Regions from separate parts of the Homo sapiens genome. Here all the other regions are linked to region 1. The links are chromatin loops, found by intact Hi-C in ENCODE. Cell type or tissue: Calu3. All regions are shown on one strand. Each heading gives the region's core, and the rest is flanking DNA. Links, peaks and the distances in the headings are about the cores only.

Region 1 (5,531 bases), core at 263-5,262:
ACTTACTAAGCCTAGTACCCAACAGTTATTTTTTCTGCTTCTCTTCCTCCTCCCACTCTCCACCCTCAAGTAGGCTCCAGTGTCTATTGTTCCCTTTGTGACCATGAGTTGTCATCATTTAGCTCCCACTTATAAGTAAGAACATGTGGTATTTGATTGTAGTTTCCTGTGTTAGTTTGCTAAGGATAAAGGCCTCCAGCTCCATCCATGTTCCCCCAAAAGATATGATATCATTTTTATGGCTACACAGTATTCCATGGTGTATATGTACCACATTTTCTTTATTCAATCTGTCCTTAATGGCCATTTAGGTTGATTCCATGTCTTTGCTATTGTGAAAAGTGCCACAATGAGAATTTGCATGCATGTGTCTTTATGGTAGAATGATTTATATTCCTCTGGGTATATATCCAGTAATGGGATTGCTGGGTCAAATAGTAGTTCTGTTTTTAGCTCTTGCGGAATCACCACACTGCTTTCTTTGCTTTCTAAGAGCAATCTAAGCTGACAGATTATCATTTATTTTATTCTTCTATGGAAACCATAGCTAACCGTCTATTTCTGAAGTATGAACCTTTCACGAGTACTCTGTTCCACTTCATTCTCCTTTCTTAAAAATCATATAGAATGTCCTGTCTTTTCCCCTAATTATCTCTGTTGGAGAATACTTTGGTTGTAGGTACTTAGACAAATAACCCAGATGGCATGTGTCTATGATACAATCTTTATAATACTATGCACAGGGTCTGTATCTTAGACCTCTTCCTTAAGTAAGCCAATTATATGTGTATTTAGTTTATTAACTCATGTGTAACTCACATATCTCCCATCTCAGTTTAGGAAGCACAGTCCCCTCTCACTGTGGGGCCTACTTGTATCATCTCATTTCTTTCCTTCGCTTTCCTTATATCCAAATTTAGAACCCAATAGCCTACAAAATACATTCCAATTCAGTGTTTTTTGATCTACAAGATTCATTCCAATGCAGAATGCTCTAATCCCATGATTTTACTGCAAGAGTTGTAAATCAACATAGGGTTGGATTTACTGCAACCCATTCAAAAGTGTAGACAATGCTCAAATTTTATATGAGTACATTCTGAAATAATGCTATACGTAACAAAATGCTCTAGCTAATTAGACACTTAAATTGTGGTGGGGTGGTGGGGGAGGGGGTGTTCGGGAGAGATAGAGAAAGAAGAGAAAAATTGAAATCAATTTCTATCCTCAGAGAAACTTCAATGTGTTTTCAGGGCAGTCTGTGTCTTTACATGATACAAATCATCCAGGGTACACCTTAAGATATAAAAATATAAAGCAATTTTCCATTATCTTATTAGTAGCTCACAGTGAAGAGATTAAGTTCTTTGTTTTTTGGGAATGTAAATTCTTGTGTTTAATCAAAGTTTACCTTTAAAGTTGTTGTTTGGTTTGCAGGTTTTTGTTAAAATGAAGTTGCAGAGGAGTTAATTTTTGAAAAGTAGGGTAGACACAGAGCTGTGTTTGAATTATTTCTTTTTACTATGAAAAACTTTTTCCAAGAATTCAAGAAATCGCTTGTAAGAAATGAGAACCAGAGAGAAGACATTGAAGACACTACTTGCATGATAGACTTTTATGAGATACCTGGGTGCCCGTGACAAGAGATGGCCCAGTGCTGTGGAAAGGACCCTGTCATGGTCTGCTCCTTTAAACACTGATGACTTTATGAGTACCTAAAGATAGCAAGCTTGACACAAACATAAGATATCTCAAGAGAGACAACGTTTATAGTGTCAGTGGAGAAAGTCTTTCTACCAGCTCCAAGAATAAGGACTTTTGACCCAAGGGAACTGAATCAGGAGAGAAATAATATGTTTGATGGTATTTGGTAACTATTTTAAATGACTTATTTGCACATATACTGAGTTACTCCTTTGGTATAGCAGAAATATTTGAGCAACAATTTTCAGTTATGAAAAAAGTTACCAAAAGCCAACAATTGTGCCAATGAGTAGCAATGCAAGAAACATTTCACTTCTACTGCAGGATGGTAAAAATTGTATGTAAATTTTTTTGTATCAAATACATTTTTATTAGAATTCTAATATATGTCTTTCATTTTAATTTGAAAAGTTCTTTATTCATTTTGAACTGAGAAGTGTTAATAAAATTAGTGATAATAACAACATATATGGTAAGTGCTTATTCTGTGGACACTGTGATAAGTGGATAAGTGTTTTGTATGGATGAGTTCATTTAGCCATTACACCACCCTAAGGTGAAACTTATTTTTCCTGTTGTATATATGACGATACTTAGGTTTCAGAGAACCTAATAGACAGATTTAGGATACAAAGCAAGTCTGATTAACTCCAGAATCTTTAAACCTCTCCACCAGGGCCTAACAACCTCAGCACAATTGATATTTGGACTGAATTATTAGTTGAAGATGGGGACTTTACTGTGTATCATAAGATGCTTAACAGCATCCCTGGTTTCTACCCACTAGATGCCAGTAGCACTGGTACCCTCAAAACACACACACACATATACACGCATGCGCGCGCACACACACACGCACACAATGTGAAAATTGCCAAATGTGTCCTAGGTGGGGTTGGGAGGCAGGCACATCACCTGGGTTGAGAACCACAGTTTGACACTGTATTGCTTCCCTGCAAATTCAGCAAGCGAAATGGGAAGCACAGGTCCATTGAGAGAGATACTTTGGTAACCCCTGAAAGTTTTAGAAGGCAGGGCCCTGAACATGGCTTGGGAATTATGGGGAGCACCGAATTAACTTGTTGTCTGTGCTCCTTAACTACACATTACTTGGGAGTTGGAGATTCAGAAAAAAAAAAATAGGATTCGATGTTGTGTTTTATGCCCAGTTTGTTTGACATGTCTTTAGCTTGGGTTTTCTGCAAGCATATTTGCTATCAAACCTGGGCCCAGCTGAATGACTTGAGCCAAGAGCCGTTTGAGCAGATCATCAAAATACCCGAATCAGAATTTAAAGAGGAAACATAAATCAGAGAGAGTAACTGAGAGGTTATACTAGCAGGGTGGCCTATGGAGAAACTACATCAGACCTTGTTTTGTGGCCATTATCTCTTCAGGACGGAATAAAAGGTGTCTCTCACCTCTCTTAGGGCAGCCAAGCTTTCACGTTCCTAAAGACAACACATTTTACCACCAGGGGGCAGGAATTAATTAGCCCTCTGAGTGTAAGTTGGGCAGCCCTGGATGCTGAGCGCAGAGAAGATCTGCTGTTGAGTCAAGGCCAGTATGAAAATCTGTATTGGGGTAGGGAGTTGAAGATTGAAAAGGAGAGTGCTTTTTGCCACCTTCTGAATACTGAGATGAGAAAGGGCAGCATTTTTGTATTTCAGAATTTGGAGATCTAGGCCTGGGTTGTTTGCTGGTGAAGAGAAGTTGGAGGCTGCAGTGAGCCGTGATCTCACTACTGTACTCCAGCCTGGGTGACGGAGTGAGACCCTGTGTCAAAAACAATATTATTATTTTCTAATGGATTTAAGAGATTTTTAACAGTAATGTTAAAGGTATGCAATTATTTCCATATGTTATGAAATTAGATCTTATTCTCTGGATTTTTTTTTTAAGGCTGGGGAAAATATGATGAGGCCTTGAATAGCTTTATTAGATTTACTCCTCATTCTATAAACTAAACCCATTTCAGAAAGATTGAAGAATAAATTTTAATCAAATTTGGGGCAATGAAAAACCAGACAGAATATAAGTGAGTCACAATATATATGTATTTAACTTACACAAATTTAACACTGAATTCAACAAAAAATTATACACATTTAAAAAACGAATTATATATTTTCTCATGTTTTTTCATGTAATGCCTATAATCATGTACATTATATATTTATCAACATATATAATTGTCCAGATTGTGCACACACAAACAAAAACATGTTGAATATTTGCTCAAACACAAAGCTTGTCACATAGTAATGTAATTGATGTATTAGTTATTACTCCTGTTAATAATAATACTGGCTAGGTGCAGTGGCTGATGCCTGTAATCTCAGCACTTTGAGAGGCCAAGGCAGGAGGATCTTTTGAGCCCAGGAGTTCAAGACCCATCTGGGCAACATAGTGAGTCCCTGTCTCTACAAAAATACAAAAATAAAACTAAGCCAGGCATGGCGGGGCGCACCTGTAGTCCCAGCTTCTAAGGAAGCTGACATGAGAGAATTGCTTGAACCTAGGAGGTCAAGGCTGCAGTGAGCCATGATCGTGCCACTGCACTCCAGCCTGGGTGACAGAGTGAGACCCTGTCTCAAAAATAATATTATTGTTTCCTAAAGGATTTAAGAGAGTTTTTTTAACAGTAATGTTAAATGTATGCAATTATTTCCATATGTTTTGAAATTAGATCTTAACATCTTGATCAAAAAATAAAAAATAAAAACCAGGTTCTTTGTAACACAAAGTGACCTATTGCAAGGACCTCATGGACTTTTACGAAGCACAAATATATCAACAAATTATTCTAGTATAAAGATTAGGGAGAAGAGGAAGAAAGAAAGAAAAGGAAGAAAGTAAAAAAGAAAGCAAGGAAGGGAAAAATGGAGAAAAAGAAAGAGGGAATAGGAGAAAGAGGCGGAAGAAGGGAAGGCAGAGAGAGGGACAAGGAAGGAAAAAATGAAGAAAGTCCTATGAGCCAGGAGAGGGTAGAGAATTAAAGTTACCAGGGAAGAAAAGAAAAGCTTCCACAAAGACTCTTACAAGTCAGGTAGAGAAGAGAATAGAAGGGTTCCCATGGCATAGGGAGGGGCCCTGAAAGAGCATGACACATTCCGGAGGGGCCCTGAAAGAGCATGACACATTCCGGGAACTCCCAGTTGCCCACGGTGGCTGGCACTTATGCTGTGGGCACCTAGTTTGGGTTATAGGCCTTATCAGATGTGATGGTTAATTTTATTTGTCAACTTGACAGGTCTAAGAGATGCCCATAAAGATGGTAAAACATTACTTTCTGGGTGTGTCGATGAAGGTGTGCCTGGAAGCATGTTAGTATTTGAATCCATAGACTGAGTAAAGAAGATGGTTTGCCCCAGCATGGGTGGGCATGATCCAATCTGTTGAGGGCCTGAATAGAACAAACAGGCAGAGGAAAGGCAAATTCACTTCCTTTGCTGAGCTGGACCATCTCTCTTCTTTTATCCTCTGGAGCTCTTGGTTCTCTGGCCTTTCGACTTGGACATGGACTTACATCTTTTTTTCCCCAGGTGTCAGGCCTTTGGACTTGGGCTGGAACTATACCACTGATTTTCCTGTCCCTCCAACTTGCAGAGAGCAGATCATGGAGCTTCTCAGCTTCCTTACAGGCATAAGTTAACCTCTCATAATAAATCTCTTTATTTATAACTACTCCATTCATTCTGTTTCCCTGAAGAACTCTCACTAACACATCAGTCACCTTAAGGAGTTAGGTTTTATCTGGTAGATGTTGGGAAACAAAAACAGATTTTAAAGAAAAAAACTTTTATGACTGTGGTAACAGGTATAAA
Region 2 (5,531 bases), core at 284-5,283, 190 kb after region 1:
CATCAGCCTGGATTTCATTGTCCATATCATTATCAGCATTTTGGGTAAAGTCATTCAACAAGTCTCTAGGAAGTTGCAAACTTTCTCACATTTTCTTGTTTTCTTCTGAGCCCTCCAAACTGTTCCAACCTCTGCCTGTTACTCAGTTCCAAAGTCACTTCCACATTTTTGGCTGTCTTTACAGCAGCATCCCACTCTGTGGGCACCAATTTACTGTATTAGTTTGCTCTTATGGTGCTTATAAAGACACACCTAGGACTGAGTAATTTATAAAGTAAAGAGATTTAATGGACTCACAGTTCAACATGGCTGGGGAGGCCTCACAATCATGGCAGAAAGCAAAGGAGGAGCAAAGGCATGTCTCACATGGTGGCAGGCAAGAGCGCATGTGCAGGGGAACTGCCCTTTATAAAACAATCAACTCTAGTGAGACTTATTCTCTACCACAAGAAGAGTATGGGGGAAACTGCCCCCATGATTCTATTATCTCCACCTTTGACACATGGGGATTATCACAATTCAGTGTGAGATTTGGGTTGGGACACAGCCAAACCATATCAGCAACATTTAAGTGTGTCCCCATATACTACTCAATTTATCCTTATAAAACCCTGTGAGATATGGATTATTTTCCCCTTTAATAGAAAATTAAATAAATTATTATCATATTTAGCAGAGCTAAATTTGTCATAAGTGTACCTCTATAATTGTGTAAAATTCTCAATTAAAAATGAATTGCTTAAATAGGTCTATTTTAGGAGACATTTTGAAAACTTTAAAAGATATTCAATGATTTTTGTAGTCATTAACATAAATAAGAACGCTTTTTCTACTAATGTTTTGACTTGGGTTGACCCATGACTTTAATAAATAATAGCAAGATTGTTTTGAAAATCAATTTCAGATGACACAGATATTTATCGGTGACTTACACTAACAATCAAGAAGGCATAAATCTGAACAATATTTTTGGCTTCCCATATATAAATTGGTATGTAATATCTTCTGGAATTTTTGCTTTTGGGTAATGTAAATTATATAATTAACCTATGATCAACCTATTGCTCCCTTTTAGACCAAACTTATTGTATCAGTAAACCATAAGAAAAAAATAGATGTTCTGTAAAAACATTTACTCAGAAGCCATTACTTCTTATTTAAGGGAAATGTATAATAGCTCTTAAATATTGACTCTTAAGACTTTTTGACCCTACATTTCTTATATGTCCAAGATACAGAAGCAAATTTTATGAGTGTTTTTTCTATACTGGTCATTATATCAGAATTGGAAAGTGAGATGGTAAGAGAATCTAGTTACAGAAACATAATATCAATAACTTTGCTCATTTTAAAATTCAAGAATCCCACTAGAAAGATTTGGGCTCCCAAAATGAAGGCATAGTGCTATAGTCTGAATGTTTGTACCCTCTAAAATTCATGGGCTGAAATTCTAACCCTCATGGTGATGGTTTTAAGAGGTGGGTTTTTGAGAGATGATTATGTAATGAAGGTGGAGCCCTCACGCATGGTATTAGTGTCCTTATTAAATGAGGCTCAAGGGAGGTTGTTTGCCTCTTCCATCATATGAGGATGGAGCAAGGAGATGCCTTCTATGAACCAAGAAGCGAGCCTTCACTTGATAATGAATCTTCCAGTGCCTTCATCTTGCACTTGTCAGACTGTGGACTGTGAGAATAAATTTCTCTTGTTTATAAGCCACCCAGTCTATGGTATTTTGTTATAACAACTAGAATGAGCTAAAACATATAGTCTGCTAATGCTTTTTATGTCTCAGTTCTGTTTCTATGAAAATGTTAACTCACGCTATCTTGCTCTCAACCTGTACATCCTAGTATTATTTAAAAGGATCATCAATACACATATTGGTATAAAAGGCCTGAGGATGAACAAGCTCTGAGAGACGGGACAGGGGAATAGAAGTGTCACTGCCCATGGTGTATGAAGATGGCACTATCCACTAACAAAGGCAGTGCCACCTGATAGCTTCAAGTTGTGTGATTTGGCAGCAGACTTGAGCCATATGCCTGGGACTGGATTGTACACTACTGCCGGGTTTCCGCTATCACTAGCCGAGTATATCCTTTCCCTTATGGGAAAAGCCCTCCTTTTCATACCTGGCATTAATATTATTAATTCTATTTGTTTACTGATGAATATTTTCAGGCTAAGTGAAGCTCCTTGCCTTCCAAAAATGAAGAACAAACATTTTGGATTCTCTGATTAAGTGACCAAGAAATTTAACCCTTTCAGCTACATCACACAGATAACTTCCTTATTCTGTCTTAATAGTCAAGACAAATATTTTGACAAGGATGGAAACAGGCTAAATGGTAACAAAACCAGGAATTCTCTGAAGACTCTTATAAACCAGAATAACTAAAACATCAGAAATGTAAATCCTGGTAGTAAAGAATCTGTTCTAGTTTAGACCAAGTTACATGTGCATGATAATTCCTAGACCATCGAATACTAAAATGTGGACTCATTGGAGAAGTGAATCAGCAGCAACTTGCAGCACTGGGACTTGAGGGCGTCACCAGGCTTGGTTCACCACGGTGCCACCCTCTGGCCTTTTCAATGTATGCAGTCTTCAGCAAGCATTTCCTTGAGAACCTGCAACGAAATTAGCATGTGCTAAACACAGGGAAGGCACATATGAAAGGATTTACTCCTGTTCTTTGAGAAAGGCATACAGAGCTTTAAGGTCTATTAGCATCTTGAGGTATCAAAATAAGCAAGTGGCCAGTAAAAAATGTAAATAAAAGAGGATGGGTAAAGGGAAGAAAAAGGAAGGGAAAGAGCAAGGAAGATAATGCACTAATTAGTGAGGTAAGGTATGTATTAAAGACAGTAAATAATAAGCCAAAACAACATAGGAAAAAATAGGGTAGTATCAAATGAAGCATGGTAAGACTGGTAGACGTTTGGGATCATGGCCTAGTGAGTCAAGAGACTGCCTGATTCTGGTTACACAAGACATATTGGATAAATATATGCAACTTTTGAAAGAAAACGTGTTCATTTGTGGTGTTTGGAACTTGTCCTCTGTTTTCTTTTTGTCTCTCCTGTTCGGCCCACCCTTTCTTACTTACAGAGCATCCTTGTTACTCAGCATCCCAACGTCTTCCCACGATCACGTGCTTCATTAAGCAGCCGTGACCATCTCTTCTTGCTCCTCAGTGCTCAGTTTAATAATGAGCACATGAGAAATTCTGCTCATTAAAGAAATAGAGAAGAATGCTGGAGGCTTCTTGGAAAGATGGCTTGCCTGCCCCCATCTCCCATAAAAACAACACTGGAGAAAGGCACGTCTCTTCTTTTCCTGGAATTTCTCAGGTTTTCACATGAGCAATGGACCTGCAGCAGAAATCACAAGGGGAGCTCCCCTGCAGAGAGAGCCAATCCACGAAGTATGGCAAGAGTATAAGGACAGCACGGTGAAACCCCGTCTCTACTAAAAATACAAAAATTTAGCCAGGCATGGTGGCGGGCGTCTCTAGTCCCAGCTACTCGGGAGGCTGAGGCAGAAGAATAGCGTGAACCCGGGAGGCGGAGCTTGCAGTGAGCCAAGATCGCACCACTGCACTCCAGCCTGGGCGACAGAGCGAGACTCCGTCAAAAAAAAAAAAAAGAGTATAAGTACAGAAAGCACTTGGACTCCTGATGAAGTCATTGAGCCACTAAATTCGCCAGCTTGGGAGCTGCCCTGTGTTAGTATACCTCCCTCTGTTCAATAATGTATTTTCTCCACTATGTAAGATAGTTTGAGTTGAGATTTTTATTGCATGCATACAAATTAGTGTATTCTCTAATTTGTTATCCACCTACCTCATGCTTCAACAGTACTTTTATGTGGTGACACGCTAGGGAAATGAAAATCCATGGAAATGAAGTTAATACATTTCTCTCTTTTAAGATGAGAGGGATTGACAATAAAAAAAGAATTGTAAAGATTTCATATAAATTGCATATAGGCATAATATATCTTTTTGTTATTTTTAAAATTCACAAAAATATCTTCAACTGGAATGGTATCAGACAATATAAATCTGGTATTTGGTGCTTTCCTTACAAGTTAACTAAGTTAGATACACATATCTTATTCTAAATTCTTGGAACATATACATAAAGATTTGTATAATCTGTAAGGAAAAAGAGGAATGAAACTTTAAAATGCATAATCTCATATTATTTCGATAAGAATTATTTTGAACGTTTAACCTTGAATTAGAGATGTAACTGCGGCACGAGGATTTTGCAGTCTTTAAACATTTCAATGAAAAACCAAACACATTGTTTAGTTGGTACTATGTAAATCAAATATCTGACAGATATTTAATATTTCTTTATAATGGATTCAGTGTCACATAGCCATATAACTGACAAATCAAGAGTTTTCTAGGACTTCCTAATTCTCTAAATGAAGTTTCATGTGCTAATCGCATAGCCTCCCAGACATAGCTTCTTAGTTTCAATATTCATGTTTATTGAAATGTCTGTATGCGTGCCCTGGACAGAAACTAATTAATGAATGAAATCTACTTATAATTTGACAGCTGTTAATTCTTCATTAGCTGCACTTTTAAAATTTGTATCTATTTGGAAAGAAACATGTTTGTCATTTTCCAAGAAAGAAAAGTAAAATCTAATCTACTCGACTTTTATGAATTTGTGAATTAATGCAAAAATAAAGCAAAATGATAACTACCTAAAAGCTGTTCAGCTCTCTAAGACTGCACTACAACCTGTGTGATCCCTATTGCTTCCAGAAATATAATGATGGTTTTGCCTTTTTATTTTGATTAAAAAAAAAAATCAACTGTTTTTTTCCCCAAACTGTCAGAATAAATGATATGTGGTAAGACCCTTGGAGCCATTATGTAAAAGTTAAGCCTGCAAATTCACTAATTTATGGGAAAAATAAAGAAAAACATGTCAGAGTTATAGAGAGAGTGGCTTTTAATTGGAAGTTTGAACTTACAGTGTAAAATCTTAGTCTCCCAAGGTTGTTACTTTCTGAGTGAATGGAAGAAAATAGGGTAATTGAGAAAAGAAAACTGTAACTGGCTTTCTGTCAGTTTTCTGGCAATGCCCAGTGAATAGAATTGTTGAAATTCAGCAAAGGTACCAAAAGAACCCTTATGCCGTGATATAAGCATCACCCAAGTGAGTTGAATGGACCCATTTTATTCCCTCATCATTTTCCAAGCACATAGGAACATTAACATTTTGTTCTTGCCTGCTGTTTCATAAAGTTGTGTTGTATTCAACTCTTGCTGCGTTTTTGGCAAAATTATTCTAAAGGATAGCAATTAAATTTTATGTAAGTTGACATTTATATCTTTCCAATGAATTGTTTATTTGAAGATAATTTTAAAAAACTAAATATTTTCATGGCAAAATGTAGATAAAAAGAGTTGTTTAGATATTCCGCTTCTTATTTATGTAATTTTTCATATTTCAACATCTTAGAGTTACAATTAATAACTCTAATTAATACTCTAATTGAT
Region 3 (5,531 bases), core at 342-5,341, 210 kb after region 1:
CATCTACGGTCTAATTTCTATACTTTCCTAAGACACTCTGGAGTTCTCATGTAAATGCATATAAGAGATCTAAACCAACTATAATAAACAACAAAGTTCTTTCAGCTCTGACATATGCCTCTATCTTGATTCAACTGAAAGTTTACATACACTTCAATATCCAAGCTAGTGCAGGTATCCAGTCTAAAGATATTCATTCTTTCAAACACATTCTTTCAAACAGTTTCTTTTCAGTGGTGAATTTTGTGTAATTGAAGAATAAGGTGGCTACTTAACCATGTAATAAGCAAATACGTGGTATGCATTCTTAATAAAAAGTTATGGCTAGAGCACTGGAAACCAAATGCCTATGTGTGTTTTGTAAGAGGGGCGCCCTTTGGTACCTCTGGTAATCCCAGACCCAGGTAAGTATAGATCTAGATTGAAATCACTTCACATGTTTCATTTCACACACCACTTTCCTATAACCTCCTAAACTGTCCTTATTAAATTTGCCCTTGAAAAGAAAGGCTGCCTGTAAACACAAACAACTGAGAAATTAAATGGAGGGACAGGGTTTCGTTCATTATGCATGGCTAAATTGATTTTCTTCATCTGGAAATTGAGTATGCATATGTTTTCATTTAAAATGATGGGAGGCACTTTAGATCTCTAAGATTAGCAAGCACCTTAACACAGCTTCTTTCATTTGAAAAGTAAAAAGAAAAAAGAAAGATCATCTTGTGTTTGACAAGTGTCAAGTTCTGAATTTAAATGAGAGGTAGTTGGATATGATGGTTGACTTCGTATAAAAGAACTGCCGTACTAGAAAACCTGTGTTTTTAGATTTTGATGAGTTATCCAAAGCTGATGACCTTTCACATTAAAATTAACCTTGTTCCCTAGTAGCTTATTCCCATAGCCCTCAGCAACACCCTCCTACCCCTATTAATTTTGTTCTTATAGCACAACACTGACATCAAATGGTAAGTAAACTTAACCTCAAAGATTAATTTCCTCTCTCTTAAGTTATACTGGACCTTGCAGGCAATGAGATAATATTAAAACTCCACTTACTCTTGAGTGGCATTCATAAATTTTTTTGAGGGAAGGATATAAGGCATTAAAAAGAAACACAAAGTAATGGTGGAATAATGTTTTTACTAAATTCTAATTACTTCAGACACACACATACACATACACATACACATACACATACACATACATACCCATACACACAGACATAGATGTCTTTGGGGCTATTTTGCTCTTTTGTTAATTAATTTCAGAAATGGTGAATGTATTTTAAAAATGCCTCCAAAGATGTAGAGACTTGAAAATATGGTCTAGGTCTAGATATTTGTCAAACAAACCACGTGTCACACTATGAATTAAGCAGTACCCTGAATAGAATAAATGCCATATGTGTTTCAAACAGCTGGACATAAAATATCTGCAGACTTCATAATTGGTTTTTGTGTTTTGGCTTGATGCAGAGAATTTGCCAACCTGCAATAGCAGGATGATCAGCTACCAAGGAGACCACTTTGATTCTCCCTACCCCTCCAGATGCTGCTAGGAAAACTCAAATGGGAAGCACAGATGACTGAAAAATAACAGATGTGGAACAGGTCTTTCGGATGCTCAGTAAAAAAAATATGTGGTAAAACAAATATGTACTCTTTCTTCACTTTTTTCCTACATATTCAAAAAACTATAAGTCAATATTATTCACAAAGCAGTTAAATGTTTCTTATTTTTCCGTTTAGAAATGTATATAAAGACATAAGTAGTCTTTAATAGTTTTATTAAAACTATCAATTCCATTGCCCCAAAGTGATATTACATTTTTCAAAAAGACTTACAAAAACAAAATGTCCAAAGGCAATCTATCAAATGATAGTGATTTCTAACTCACTCAGCCATAGATAATTTTCACCTTTCACTCATTGGCTCTATTTAGGAAAATGATCTTCTTTATTAACATACTAGCTGGTTGCTCAAGAAGCATCAATGATAGTGATTAAAATAGCTGTTTTAGAAAGCTACCATCCAATCGTTATGGACCAAGATAAAGGCATAAAATGAAAGGAAAAGACACCCAAAATTACATCTAATAAGCAAAATTTTAATATTACATTTGCTTTGCAGGATAATCTTGCAAGATGATGATATAGCTCTTTGCTCCTAGTAGTTAGAGAGTTATCAAATAGTCATAGATTCTGGTATTATCAGAATCCATTCAAAATTAAGGGATAGTGGCTTCCACCAAAATTCTTTGGGTGTAATATAAAAGCTACGAAGGCAATTCTGTGCCAGAGTTTACTTCTACTCTGCAATATTCGCTAAAAAAAAAAAATAGGCATTCTTCTTCTATAATCAATCCTGGTTATCTTCAAATTAGAATATTGCCTGATTTGACATTTATAATGTTTGTTCTCTTACCAGGCAGGCCAGGAAAATTCTCATAAAGTCAGAAAAATACATAGAGTTTCTAAGATGACTGAAGAGTACATGTCTCATCCTTTCAATACTCACTTCCCTACTCCATTTCTTACCCCCTCACATCAGGCTACATTTATAGAAAAACAAAACTATTTTAATCATCTCTAGTTGGATTAAGGTTTGCTCATCTACTTTCTAGTAGTAGCTGTATACTGTAATATTTTACATAATAAAAACAATGTGTCCATTTTTTTCTGCCATCTTAATTCCAGCAAATCAAATCTTTTCTTAATATGTTATCTACCTGTTATTCTGACAAAACTCAGGTATTGTTATTTATCATCTCTGTACAGTCATCTCAAGCATTCACCTATTTGAATTTTTTTTTCAGTTTTATTTTTTTCTAGTTTAATGATGATGATGATGATGATGATTTTTAATAGAGAGGGGATCTCACCATGTTGCCCAGTCTGGTCTCGAGCTCCTGGTCTCAAGTGATCCTCATGCCTTGGCCTCTCAAAATGCTGGATTAGGTATGAGCCACCACTCCCGGCCTAAGCTTTGTTTTTTTAAAAGTTTTACTTGCTTCATTTAGTTTGGAAATGATCGAATAGGCATATGAGATATTCCAGGTGCTTCGCCTTCTTTTCAGGAGTCATGTCTGCTAGCAGTCCAAAGCCTTCCCTGAGAAAGCAGGTGGAATTGTCATGGATAAAACACTGGTCTATCTCAATCTCTTCCTTTTCACCTTCTGATTTCTAGAACATATAAATCTTCAATGTTTCCAAGAAATTAACTACATTTATAAGTATATATGTATCTTCTTGGTTTTAGTGGAGGACTCTGGGATAGATCTGTCCTCAAAGTCCACTGTGGAAAACAAACAATATGAAAAAAGTGGGAAATTAGAATATCACAGAAAGAAAGCCATTTGAGTGCCCTCTTGTGGAATAAAGCAGCACTGCAGCTATTGAAATTAGTGACTTAGTACTCTTAGGTTAAAATATTATTGGGAAAGTAAACAAAGAATGCTGAGACAAAAGAGAGAGGGAAAACAAGAAGGATGGGGGATGTTTATTTTAGGCAACTACTGAAAAATAGCAAGAAGGTTTGCAACTTCTATAATGGTCAATTTAAGGAAAAGGGGCAAAAAAGCATACTGGTTTATAATAAACACTATAAACTACATTATTTGCACTTTACTTCAAGATTATGATGTCACATAAGCCTTTGGCTACTGGTTCAAAAATTAGTTTACTCCTGATTAACCACTGTCAATAATAAATAAGGCTGGAGAGTATTTTCCTTTGTAAATTAGTGGTGATGGCCATTTCTATGGAAATGGAAAAATAATGAAGCTCTCCCTGCAGTGTGAATTGTCAAGCATATATATGAAATGCAGCTTACATAACAAAATGTAACTGCTAATAGAGAAGTCAAAATAAAGGTGAATTTAAGACAACTGGGAGTTTGTCTTGTTCCCAAGAAGACCATGCCATTTTTGGATATTACTAGGAAAGGTAAGGATAGTTGGTATGAGCTCAATGAATAACGTAAAAAATAAGAAACTAAAGCTATTATGGCATCACAGTGGAAATATGTATAGATTCCAAGAACCACTGAACCCTAATTAATGAAGCAGCTATGCTTATTCGATTAAGTGAGCTGAATATGGTCAATGAAAAGCGATAAATACAAGGAACTAAAGAGTTGGTAGACATACAAGGAACTCCAAAAATCCACTGCATAAAAGCAAAAAGGTCACTATAAAACTTTATCAAAATCAAGTATTTGGGAGCTGTGGAAATTATCCAAATGTTTGCAACACTATGAGCAGCTTTATTCAAGAAAAACAGCTTAATGTTATAAATAACAATGAGCTCTGTGAGGTTTGCACTTGCTCTATTCCTCTTTTCCTAATTCCATGAAAGCCCTAAAAACCAGAATCCTCACAATCATGGTAGCTAGGAAAAATAACAGTAACAGGGTGAGTGCGAGTTAGAATGAGCTTGAAGCTCCCAAAAGCCCTATCTCCAGAAAATCAACACTATTTTCACGCTTTTTGCAAAGGTTGCATTCATGGAGTTGGTCTATACTTGACCTGAGCTTGTTCAGTGAGAAAAGTTTTATCTGAGGGAATTTGTTTAAAAAAAAAATCCATCAGCAATTGCTTAACATTGCAGCTGCCTAATGCAGTGATGCCAACTGGGCAAAGAGGCTGGACAAAGATTCTCTGTATTCCTGGAAATCTCAAAGCCCATGCACAGGTGCCCAGGAAATCATGTGCATTAATCTCCCACCTCTGGCTGATCTTGAGGCTCTGAACAAGTAGAAAGTAAAAATCAAGATAAAATTGAAAACTGATAAAGATGAAAATGTGTTCAAACACACTGTCAGCATATTGGTGCCTCAGCAATGGGTAGTAAACAGATTGGTTCAAGGCATTTGGAAAAATTCTATCTAATAAAATTATCTGACCTCTATGCTGAGCAGAGACCTCAGGGGCTGCACATGACAAGGAATACAGACTTTATAGAATTAGTCCTGGAAAATGACTAAACAAACAAGCAGCAACAACAGACAACCTTGGGTAGGGAGAAAAATTCGATTTCTAGTGTTATCATTTTATAATATTAAAAATGTTCAGCTTTTAACATGATAAAAACTTGTATGTGACTGGCGAAAAAACCCCAGGAAACTATAGTCCATAAATGAGTTTTAAAAAACAGATAATAGAAACTAACTTGAAGAAGTCCAGCTTCTGAAATTGATAAATAAAATCTTTAAATCAGATAGTACATGTTCCAAAAACTGCACCTAAAGAATTAAAGGAATGTATGAGCATAATGTCTCACGAAAAAGAGAATATCAATAAAAAGGCAAAATATAAAAAAGAACTGAATAGAAATTCTTGAGTTGAAAAGTACAATAAAGGAAATGGAAAATTCATTGAAGGGTCTCAACAACATATGTGAGCCAGCAAAGAATCAACAAAAGTGAACATATGTCAGTTGAAATTGTCTGGTGGGAGGTACAGAAAAAAAAGAATGAAGAAAAATGAAAAGACCTTTTGAGAGCTGTGAAACCCCATCAATTTTACCAAAATA

Evidence for each region. A loop is a pair of places that touch in the nucleus more often than their neighbours do. Peaks named below come from ENCODE experiments on the same cell type or tissue, not always from the same donor. Only the 100,000 strongest peaks of a DNase experiment are listed, where the experiment ranks them.
Region 2: it touches region 1 in a loop (5-fold over the local background); 9 of 110 quality-filtered maps call a loop at or near these places.
Region 3: it touches region 1 in a loop (17-fold over the local background); 8 of 110 quality-filtered maps call a loop at or near these places.

What each region holds. Positions count from the first base shown.
Region 1 is chr21:30,255,625-30,261,155 of GRCh38, reverse strand. No RefSeq gene overlaps it. Among named protein-coding and RNA genes, the nearest start is that of KRTAP24-1, 25 kb to the left of the region's middle. In Calu3, for the core only: no CTCF peak of the experiment used is centred there; a DNase peak (open chromatin) is centred at 3,205.
Region 2 is chr21:30,069,746-30,075,276 of GRCh38, reverse strand. No RefSeq gene overlaps it. Among named protein-coding and RNA genes, the nearest start is that of CLDN17, 94 kb to the left of the region's middle. In Calu3, for the core only: no CTCF peak of the experiment used is centred there; a DNase peak (open chromatin) is centred at 2,566.
Region 3 is chr21:30,042,498-30,048,028 of GRCh38, reverse strand. No RefSeq gene overlaps it. Among named protein-coding and RNA genes, the nearest start is that of GRIK1, 110 kb to the right of the region's middle. In Calu3, for the core only: a CTCF peak has its summit at 3,371 (motif pointing left); no DNase peak of the experiment used is centred there.